Linked DNA regions of Homo sapiens: region 1 is linked to region 2. A link is a loop called in an ENCODE intact Hi-C map of the cell type or tissue named here. Cell type or tissue: endothelial cell of umbilical vein. All regions are shown on one strand. Links, peaks and the distances in the headings refer to the core of each region. The heading gives the core; the rest is flanking DNA.

Region 1 (4,394 bases), core at 135-4,134, 390 kb before region 2:
GGGAAACATAGCCACGGAAGAATTGATCAAAGGAAAAGCCATGAGTGGTTAAGGACAAGGCATGTAGCGGGAGAGAAGCTGAAGGCCAGAAGATCAATTAGGCTACTGCACTAGTCCAGGCATGAACGGGGTCTGGTGGTCCTATAGGCCAGAAAGAGGTCATTGAAAAGAAGTGACAAGCACCTTCTGCACTTGGCTCGCATGATGAGAGAAATTCTTTCAGTTATTATCTGTGGTTGCTGAAGCCTTAGAAACTGAACTGGTCTGAGAAGGTTTTGGAAAGGGGATGGAATTTTAGCCTAACTGTGAAAAATGTGTAGAGTGCAGTTTGTTGTACACAAAGATAAAGTCTCTTCATAAGATATTTTCAGACACTTCAGTCAACCTTACACCACAAGTAAGGTAACTACTATTGTGACAATGATCAAATTCTTGTTGCTGCCACACCTTCTGGGACCTTGGGGTACTGTAGACCTTGCAATTCACCTGCCCCAAGGTCCCATCTATTTCCCTTCCCCAACTCCATGCACAGGGGTGAGCGCCTGGTAAAATGGTGTCTGGGCTCTAAACAGCATCCCAGGGAGTCTCCAATGAGCTGACTTCCTTTTCTTTGCAGCCAACTCAGTATCAAGCACAGGACTACACATATGGTACACTTCTGAATGCCTAAGTCTTTGGTTGGGGAAATAAACAAGTCAGAGAAATATCATTACTTCATGCAAAATTCTAAAAAGCAGCCATCACCAGCTCTCATCCTTTTCCCACAAAACCTATTAGTTTTCAAACTAAACTCCTCAGTGGCAGAAGGATAGAGCCAATTAACACAGGACCTGAGATACTCGGGCTCCATTCACACCTGGGCGGTAGGTACTTAGCTTCTTCCTCTCAGCCTCTGACCTTCCACCAAGCCTTTAGGTTCTTATCCAGAACACTTGGCCTTCTCATCTTTCACAGAAGATTGTCCTCATCTGAAAACACCCAAGTGTATGGAGATATTTTATGTCTGTGAAACTCAAGAGAGAAACCTCTCACACACTGTTAGTAAAGAGAGGCCAGAGAAAGAGGATGGGGCCAGTGAATCACAGTGCTCTTGGGTGGAGCCTGAGATGTGAGCCCCAAGCAGAATTGTCACACTAGGGGATGGGAGTTAGACGAGAGGGAGGAGGAATGGATAGGAAGGACCACCAAATCTCTAGGTTCTTCTCCAGAGAAAAGCAGCCATTGAAGTCAAGGTCTCCTTAAATCATGTGATGTGAAGCTAAGAGTGTGCCCAAGCAGGACCTGCTGAATCATCTCTGCCAAGGTCTGTGGAGATGAAAATAGGAGTGGATGTTGGTTCAGGAAGCCGCTGGAGTGGTGAGGACTCTGATCTCATTGCGCAGGTGCGCATCTCCACCAGCGTGCCCCCGCTTGACCTCTCGGTCACTCCAAGGAACACCGTCAGTGTGTCTTGACATGAAATCTCAGCTTCTCCATCCACCCGCTTTTTAAGATGGAGGTAGACTTCAAAATTTAATAAAAAATGGAAAAAAATATTTTAAAGTGCCCTTTAAACGTGGGTTGCATGGGTTATTAGGCTTTGAGATGTCAGAGTAGTGAGAGGAGGTGTAGACACAGAAGGACAGAGAGCTTGCTCCATTTTCTCTTCTGTATAATGTTGATAATAGTCATTGTTTCCTATGAAGGTTGTTGTGAGGATCAAGTGAGATAATTCACAAGAAGGACTTGGCAAATAGTAAGAGCTCAATAAATATTAGCTCTTTTTACTATCATTATGGTGTATATAGTAGATTCTTTTACATTCCAGAAATGGAAAGCTCTTTGAAGATGAGGGGAATATTAAAGGAAGAGCCAAATGAGGAATCTGCTTAGTAAATATACCCACCAGGCTACTTGGAGTGTAGTAGAAATGCAAGCGGTTGTGCCTGCCCCAGGTCTAGGAAATGAGGATGGAAAAAGAGGCTTCATCCAAGGTTCAGGGCTGGGAGAGGGCCGAGTTATTTGGCTCCCCCATCCTTAGTCTGCCCTTTGAACAGCTGACGGATGCCTGTGTGCTCCGGGCCTCCTCGTCCCGGCCTCCTGGCACCCTTCTCCTCCCTGGTCCAGAGCCTGGAGGCACCTCAGGCACTTGCCATGAACCCCAGTGGCCATGCTGACAGCCATGGAGAAGTCGGCTGTGGCCAGAGACAGGGTGATAGCAGTGGGCAGCCACTGGGCTGGGGCCAGAAGCAGCACACCGCCTCGCCCCAGCCAGCCTGGTGTGAGCTTTAAAAATGAGATGCACCAGGAAGCCTGTGTTTTCCTATTCAGAGAGAAGAGGTCAGAGAGCTGTGGCCTGCAGCTGAGGAGAATGGCCTCCGTGAAACTGCCCTTCCCGCACATTCTTCTCCCTCTCTCTCTTTTAATAAGAAGGGTGTTCCTTTCCTCAAAGGGAGAGAGAGGGAGGGAGGGAGAGAGAGACTGTAAACTGTCCAAAAGGACCGTGAGAAAACAGGAAGCTTTGAAAAGTACAAGAGAAAGCAAGATGAAATCTATTTGCAGGCGGTCCCCTGGGGACATGTGAGGCATTGTTAAGCAGGCAGTTCATACGGCTATATCCTTCCTTCTGCTGAGGAGGGCTTTGCTGCCAAAAGGCTGCTATCTGGTCACTGCCTTAACCCCCTCCATGCCAGCCTGAAAACTCTGACCCCAAACACTGGGCCCCTCAAAGCCCCCCATCTGGTTTCTTCCTTCCTGGAGCGTCAAAGAAAGTGAGGGGAAAATGGAGCCAGTTTGACAACAGTGGTGGAACCCCTCTGCAGGGAGATCTCATCCCTATTCTGACAGCTCTGCCCTCTGGCCTTCAGCCTTCTGCTACAGACAAGGTTTCAGATGACCTGGTGATTCATAACTTAGGCAGCTGCCGGCTTCACCCATCTCAAAAGAGAATTTGTCCCGGAAATTCTGGATGGCTGTTTTTCCTGGACAGGTTTCCCGAAGACGGCAGCTGGTTCTTTGCTGTTATGGAGTTTGGCCACTACAAGGATAGGCTCCAAATCAACCCCTGTGTGCTTACCCAGAATCTGGGAAGCATATTTCTGAAAAGTGGCTTAAGTCTACAGGCGCAGATCTCTGGAAAAACTCCAGCTGGCTCCAAGAAGCACGAGTCCAAAAGTCCAGCCAACAGCAAAAGAGCCGAGAAGGGCAGTAACTTTTTTATAAGGAAAAAAAGAAAAGAAACATGGAATGGAAACCTTTCCTCTCCTCTAATTTTCCATCCTATTGTTAATGCCTAATCCCACAGTGAGTGAACATTTCTGCGTGCTAGGGACAGCTGTTTCCACTGAGCACTGGGCTGGAGAAGATCAGTTCATATTGAGACAGGAGGAAGGATGCATGTTAAGAAGGAATTTTAATGGTGAGAATCCCCCAAAATTAGACTCTGTTACTAAAAGCCTCTTCCTTGTTGTGAGTTTTTGGGTAAAGGAGAGAGAACGAAGACTGCCTCTTCTGCCCAGCCACGTCAATCACAAGACATGAAGTGGATGGCTCTTCCCTGTTATGGCAACAAAACACAAGTTCAGTTGCCTGGCTTGTACTCCAACACCACGGAGCAGCCAGCCAGCCATGTCTCTCAGATGGCTGTGAACTGCATTGCAATGGGCAAATGGCCCTCCATCCCTCTGTCAACTCCCAAATCCCCAACAACCTTCAACCAAGGCCAAATTTCCAAGAATCTAGCACAGCATAGTTGGGAAGCAAGAACCACAGGACAGCATCTTGAGATGGCTCACGCCACCATGTGACCTGGAGCTAGTTTACAAATGCAAAGAGCCTTGTGACATAATCTGTAAACCCAGACATGCTCTGCAAGTCTGTTGAAATGAAGAAGGGCAATGGTACAAAGAGGGCACCCAGCAGGGTGACACTGATGGGAGATGGGGACAGGGAGAGGAAGACCCTGACTGTATGCTTTGAGCACTGTCTCAGAGACAGAGGGCTGTGAGTCAAGGTGGCTGACACTCATTCTTGTTTCACAAATGGCTAAGAATGGAGAAGGCCCACCTTCTCCATTGCTTCACAAGAACGCCCTTTCACATCCAATTCTTTTTGTCTGATGATAGATGACACTCTCTAGGGAGCCTCCTGACCTCTAGTGAGGTCTCCTGAGAGGACTTACCAACAGGAAGAAGCAACCTTTGCAAATGACCAGTCCAATTCCTGTGCCAGGCCCATCTCTCCCATTGTAAAATATAAGCTGTGCATTGTTTCAAAGCTGGCATTCTACTTTATAAACCACTCTCTTATGGGTTGTGATGGTGTGGACCAGACATGGAGCCTCATCTAACCTCAAGAAATGGGTAAAATAGTTTCTGAACTGTAAAGCTGAGCATCCAACATCTTTTGGACCATGT
Region 2 (4,394 bases), core at 197-4,196:
TTTTGCATTTTTTTCTCTTCCTTCTTGATCCATAACCTCTGGTTTTAGACTCTCTCTCTTTTTTTTTTTTTTTTTGGAGACCGAATTTCCCTCTTGTTGCCCAGGCTGGAGTGCAATGGCACAATCTTGGCTCACTGCAAGCTCCACCTCCTTGGTTCAAGAGATTCTCCTGCCTCAGCCTCCCTAGTAGGGATTACAGGCGCCCGCTACCACACCCAGCTAATGTTTTGTATTTTTAGTAGAGATGGGGTTTCACCATGTTGGCCAGGCTGGTCTCGAACTCCTGACCTCAGGCGATCCACCCGCCTCAGCCTCCCAAAGTGCTGGAATACAGGCGTGAGCCACCGCGCCCGGCTCATTATAGACTTTTTTTTCCACCTCCCAGGTTCAAGCAATTCTCATGCCTCAGCCTCCTAAGTAGCTGAGATTACAGGGGCATGCCACCACGCCTGGCTAATTTTTGTATTTTTTTAGTAGAGACGGGGTTTCACCAGGTCTCGAACTCATGACCTTGTGATCCGCCCGCCTCGGCTTCCCAAAGTGCTGGGATTACAGGAATGAGCCACCGCGCCCAGCCTATAGACTTTCTTAAAGGACTTTCTAGTTCCACTGATAGCTATAATTTAACAAGTTTGTCAACGTTTTGATTCATCATTAGGTGCCTGTAAACTTTTCCTTCTTTCCCTTCATACCTGAACTTTGGTTCAATTTCTCATGAAAGTTTTATTAAATAATTGTATTCTTTAAATAGCATGCTCTTTTTAGATCATTGGATAGCTCTGATTTTTTTTCTCCTTGCTCATCATAGCATTTTTCTGTAAAAAAAAAAAACAGTATAAGAGAGATTTTCTGTGGAAGTCTACATATCTGATTCACATTCAGCAAATGATTCAGCAAATTTCTTAAGCTGTTTTGATTTATCTGCTTGTCAAATAAAAATAATACTTGCTACCTACTTACAACAGAGGGGTGTTGTGAAGATTATATTTAGAATGTTTTTAACTCATTTACTCAATGCTATGAGAATACCTCATTTTTATTATATTGTCATACTATATACATACTACTGGTTTTTTAGATCTATTATGACTTTTATGATGGTGAAGTGTGATTTTACTTTTCTCTTTTACCTCACCACAAAGGTATCAAAATATATGTTCTTTCGTATGCACATGGTTGTATTTATGAGTAGTTTCCCAGTTTATGGAGATTGATGTTTCTTTTGGAAAGGCAGTATATCAGGGGCTTCCAGACTGGACACTGGAGCCAGATTAGTTGGGTTTGAATCATGGCTTTGGCATTTACTAGCTGACCAACCTTAGGCAAGTAACTTCTCTGTGCCTCAATGTACTTATTTGTAAAATGTAATTAATAGAGCAGCATCATAGAGTTGTGAAGTGCTTAGAACACTGCTTGGCACTCAAAAATATTAGCTATCACTATTACTAACAAAATAGTGCATGTGTTTAAGTCTTCAATATTTAAGTACCAGAGTTTTTGGTAGCATCTTGGCTCTCTGTGAAACAGGACTGCCCTTCCCCTAACAAACTGGAATTCCATTTTATATGCAGATTGGACAGTTAGGTCTTCCTATGGCTCCTCCTGCCCTCATTGCAAACTGATGGGTTTTAAAAATCATTTTTATTGAAATATGACACATTCTAAAAATTAACCTAATATTAAAGCTATAGAACAAAAGATGAACCTCTCCTTCCCCATGTCTAGGAGGATTAATTCTTTTCCAGACTTTGATCATGTTTTTTATCAATTTAAACCCCTTTCACAAGCTTTGTATTATCCTTAAGATAGTCCAAGCTTCTTAACATCATCTATGAGGTCCTCCTAGCCTCACTTTTGCTTTTTGATAATTCCTGTTAGATTTCTGATAAAGAGTCACTTCCTCAAGGAAGTCCTTTCTTGACCTCCTAACTGGGTTAGCATAATGTTTTCACAGCCCTTAGTCATTTACCATAGTCATTCTCCACTGAGGCAGTGCTGCTCTCTGGAGGTGTCCTAGTGACTGGGAGGTGCTCTTGTCATTTACTGGGCAGGGCTGAGAGTGCTAGATGTTCACCATGAAGAATTGTCCTAGCTTTGTATGACTTGTAAATGTCTTGTTAGATAGTCACAAAGGTGTAAGAAATCTGTTTATAGATATCAGAGCCAAGAGCCTAACTCAATTTTACATATACATGTGGAACTTTTTGCAGAGTTTTAATATATGTTGAATTTTCTAGGAATAAAAACTATGGCCAGGCAGGGTGGCTCACGCCTGTAATCCCAGCACTTTAGGAGGCTGAGGCGGGCAGATCACTTGAGGTCAGGAGTTCCAGACCAGCCTGGACAACATGGTGAAACCCTGTCTCTGCTAAAAATTCAAAAATTAACCGAGCGTGCTAGCACACACCTGTAATCCCAGCTACTCGGGAGGCTGAGGCAGGAGAATTGTTTGAACCTGAGAGGCGGACGTTGCAGTGAGCCGAGATCGCACCACTGCACTCCAGCCTGGGTGACAGAGCAAGATTCCGTCTCAAAAAAAAAAAAAACAAACCCAAAAAACAAAAAACTACTATGTTATTGAAGGACAATTGTACCTTGTTTTGTTTGGATCTCTACCAAGAGTTGTTTACCATTTTGGGAAATGACGTCACTAATAGCAACATTTCTCACATTCATAGTGATTCAGCATATAGATAGAAACATCTAACTTTGAATTTAGTTGAAATTAGATGGAAAAAATTTTAATTGAACCAGATGGGGGGAAAATGCATCTCTGTCTCCTGGTGGAATGTATTTGCTTTTCTCTCTTTTCCTATTGTACTTTACCATATACTTTATTCATTGACAGGTCATCTGCCTCTCTCACCAAATGAGAACTTAGTGAGGATAAAAACAAACTATATTTTACTTATCTTTGAATCTCCAAAATTCACTGAGCACATGGTAGTTCTACTTAATAGTTACTCAGTTGAATTAATAGCAACAACAATAGCGTTTATTCAACAAGTATTTGTTGAATCGGACTCTGCCAGGCAAAGAGAGTGAAAAGACACTGTCCCTGCTCTCAAGGAACTTGTGATCTATTGCCAGGACAGACCTAGAAATAATTATAATACAATATGACAGTTTCTAGAATGGAAATAGCTATAAACCATAGATCTGTAATGAAAAATACACTTAAGTCTTGTGAGGAGATCTTGGAATAATGACACAGAAGAGAAATAGTATCCAGTATCAATCATAGTGCCAAGAAAGACTCTCAATAAATATTTGGAAAATCAGTGAATGAGGGTAGCTCTAAAGAGTGAGAAGGAGTTTGCCAATTGGTCAGGTTTAAGGAGGGCATTCCCAGCAGGAAATCCCTATGCAAAGGCTCAGAGGTAGGAGAGGTGCAGGAAAAGATGATGGAGCATAAAGTTGGAAGTTGAGTCATAGATAAAATTGTCTTTGAAGGTGATGAACCAGATGATGAAGAGACTTCTTCCATGAAAAGAAGTTAGATTTTATCTTGCAGATGCTAGAAAGCCATTCATTTAACTATAAAACTACTATTTTTCAAATTACACATATTGTGTGCCAGGGACCTATGATCTGCATACAGAGTTAGTATATTCCCATTTTAGGGTTGGGAAACTAAGACTTAGATTAATTAACTTGCCCAGGTTTTCACTGCTACTAAGTGGAAGAACTAGAATTCAAACGTGGTCAGTTGAGTCCATATCTCCAGTCTGCTTTTTAAACTATATTTTACAGACTATCCAACAAGGAAGAAGCTATATATTTTTACTTTCTCTTCAGCCAGTCTGGCTTCTTTACTTCACATGATTCTCAACTGTAGCAAATTCAAAATTTTTATGTAAATTTAAGTTAAAAACTTACTCATGAGTAAGCTCTAGTCTTCTGAAAGTCCAAAATGGTATCACAGTAACTCACCACTTGCAGGCTACTTTTTATTCTGGGGCTGTCTTCTATCTTGTTTTTCAAATAACTGTATTTTGGCTTGTTGAAATGCCTTTTTTTTTTTTTGGTCACCATTGAATGTCATGGGCCAATCAGGCATAAGTTGTAAAGTTAATATTAGTGTAGTATGGAGTATCATCTAAGGGAGCGAAATTTGAAGTACTACTTCCTTTTTTTGAGACATTTAGAAAGCTGAGCCTTCAACATGCAAAAAGAATACTCCAGGTAATATTTAAATTTTATAAGAAAATCCAATATTGATCTTGATATTCTATTTAATTAATATAAATGTAGTTTACTATTTAAATAAATGATTTCTACCTCATATAATAATCCTGATGTGCTTGGTTAGCTTGAAGTACTTCAGATGTTATCTAATTAACCCTGCAATGTCTGGCTACCCCAGGGTATAAGATTCTTCCTTATTTTAATGG

What was found. Hi-C counts contacts between places; a loop is a spot of excess contacts. Peaks named below come from ENCODE experiments on the same cell type or tissue, not always from the same donor. Only the 100,000 strongest peaks of a DNase experiment are listed, where the experiment ranks them.
Region 1: it touches region 2 in a loop (8-fold over the local background); 2 of 110 quality-filtered maps call a loop at or near these places.

The regions. Positions count from the first base shown.
Region 1 is chr5:72,449,822-72,454,215 of GRCh38, forward strand. All of the region lies in intron 3 of ZNF366 (zinc finger protein 366), which reads right to left. Among named protein-coding and RNA genes, the nearest start is that of ZNF366, 55 kb to the right of the region's middle. In endothelial cell of umbilical vein, for the core only: no CTCF peak of the experiment used is centred there; DNase peaks (open chromatin) are centred at 2,430 and 2,900; H3K27ac peaks cover 3,165 bases.
Region 2 is chr5:72,841,062-72,845,455 of GRCh38, forward strand. All of the region lies in intron 1 of TNPO1 (transportin 1), which reads left to right. Among named protein-coding and RNA genes, the nearest start is that of TNPO1, 27 kb to the left of the region's middle. In endothelial cell of umbilical vein, for the core only: a CTCF peak has its summit at 1,989; DNase peaks (open chromatin) are centred at 1,250, 1,970, 2,650 and 3,350; H3K27ac peaks cover 3,670 bases.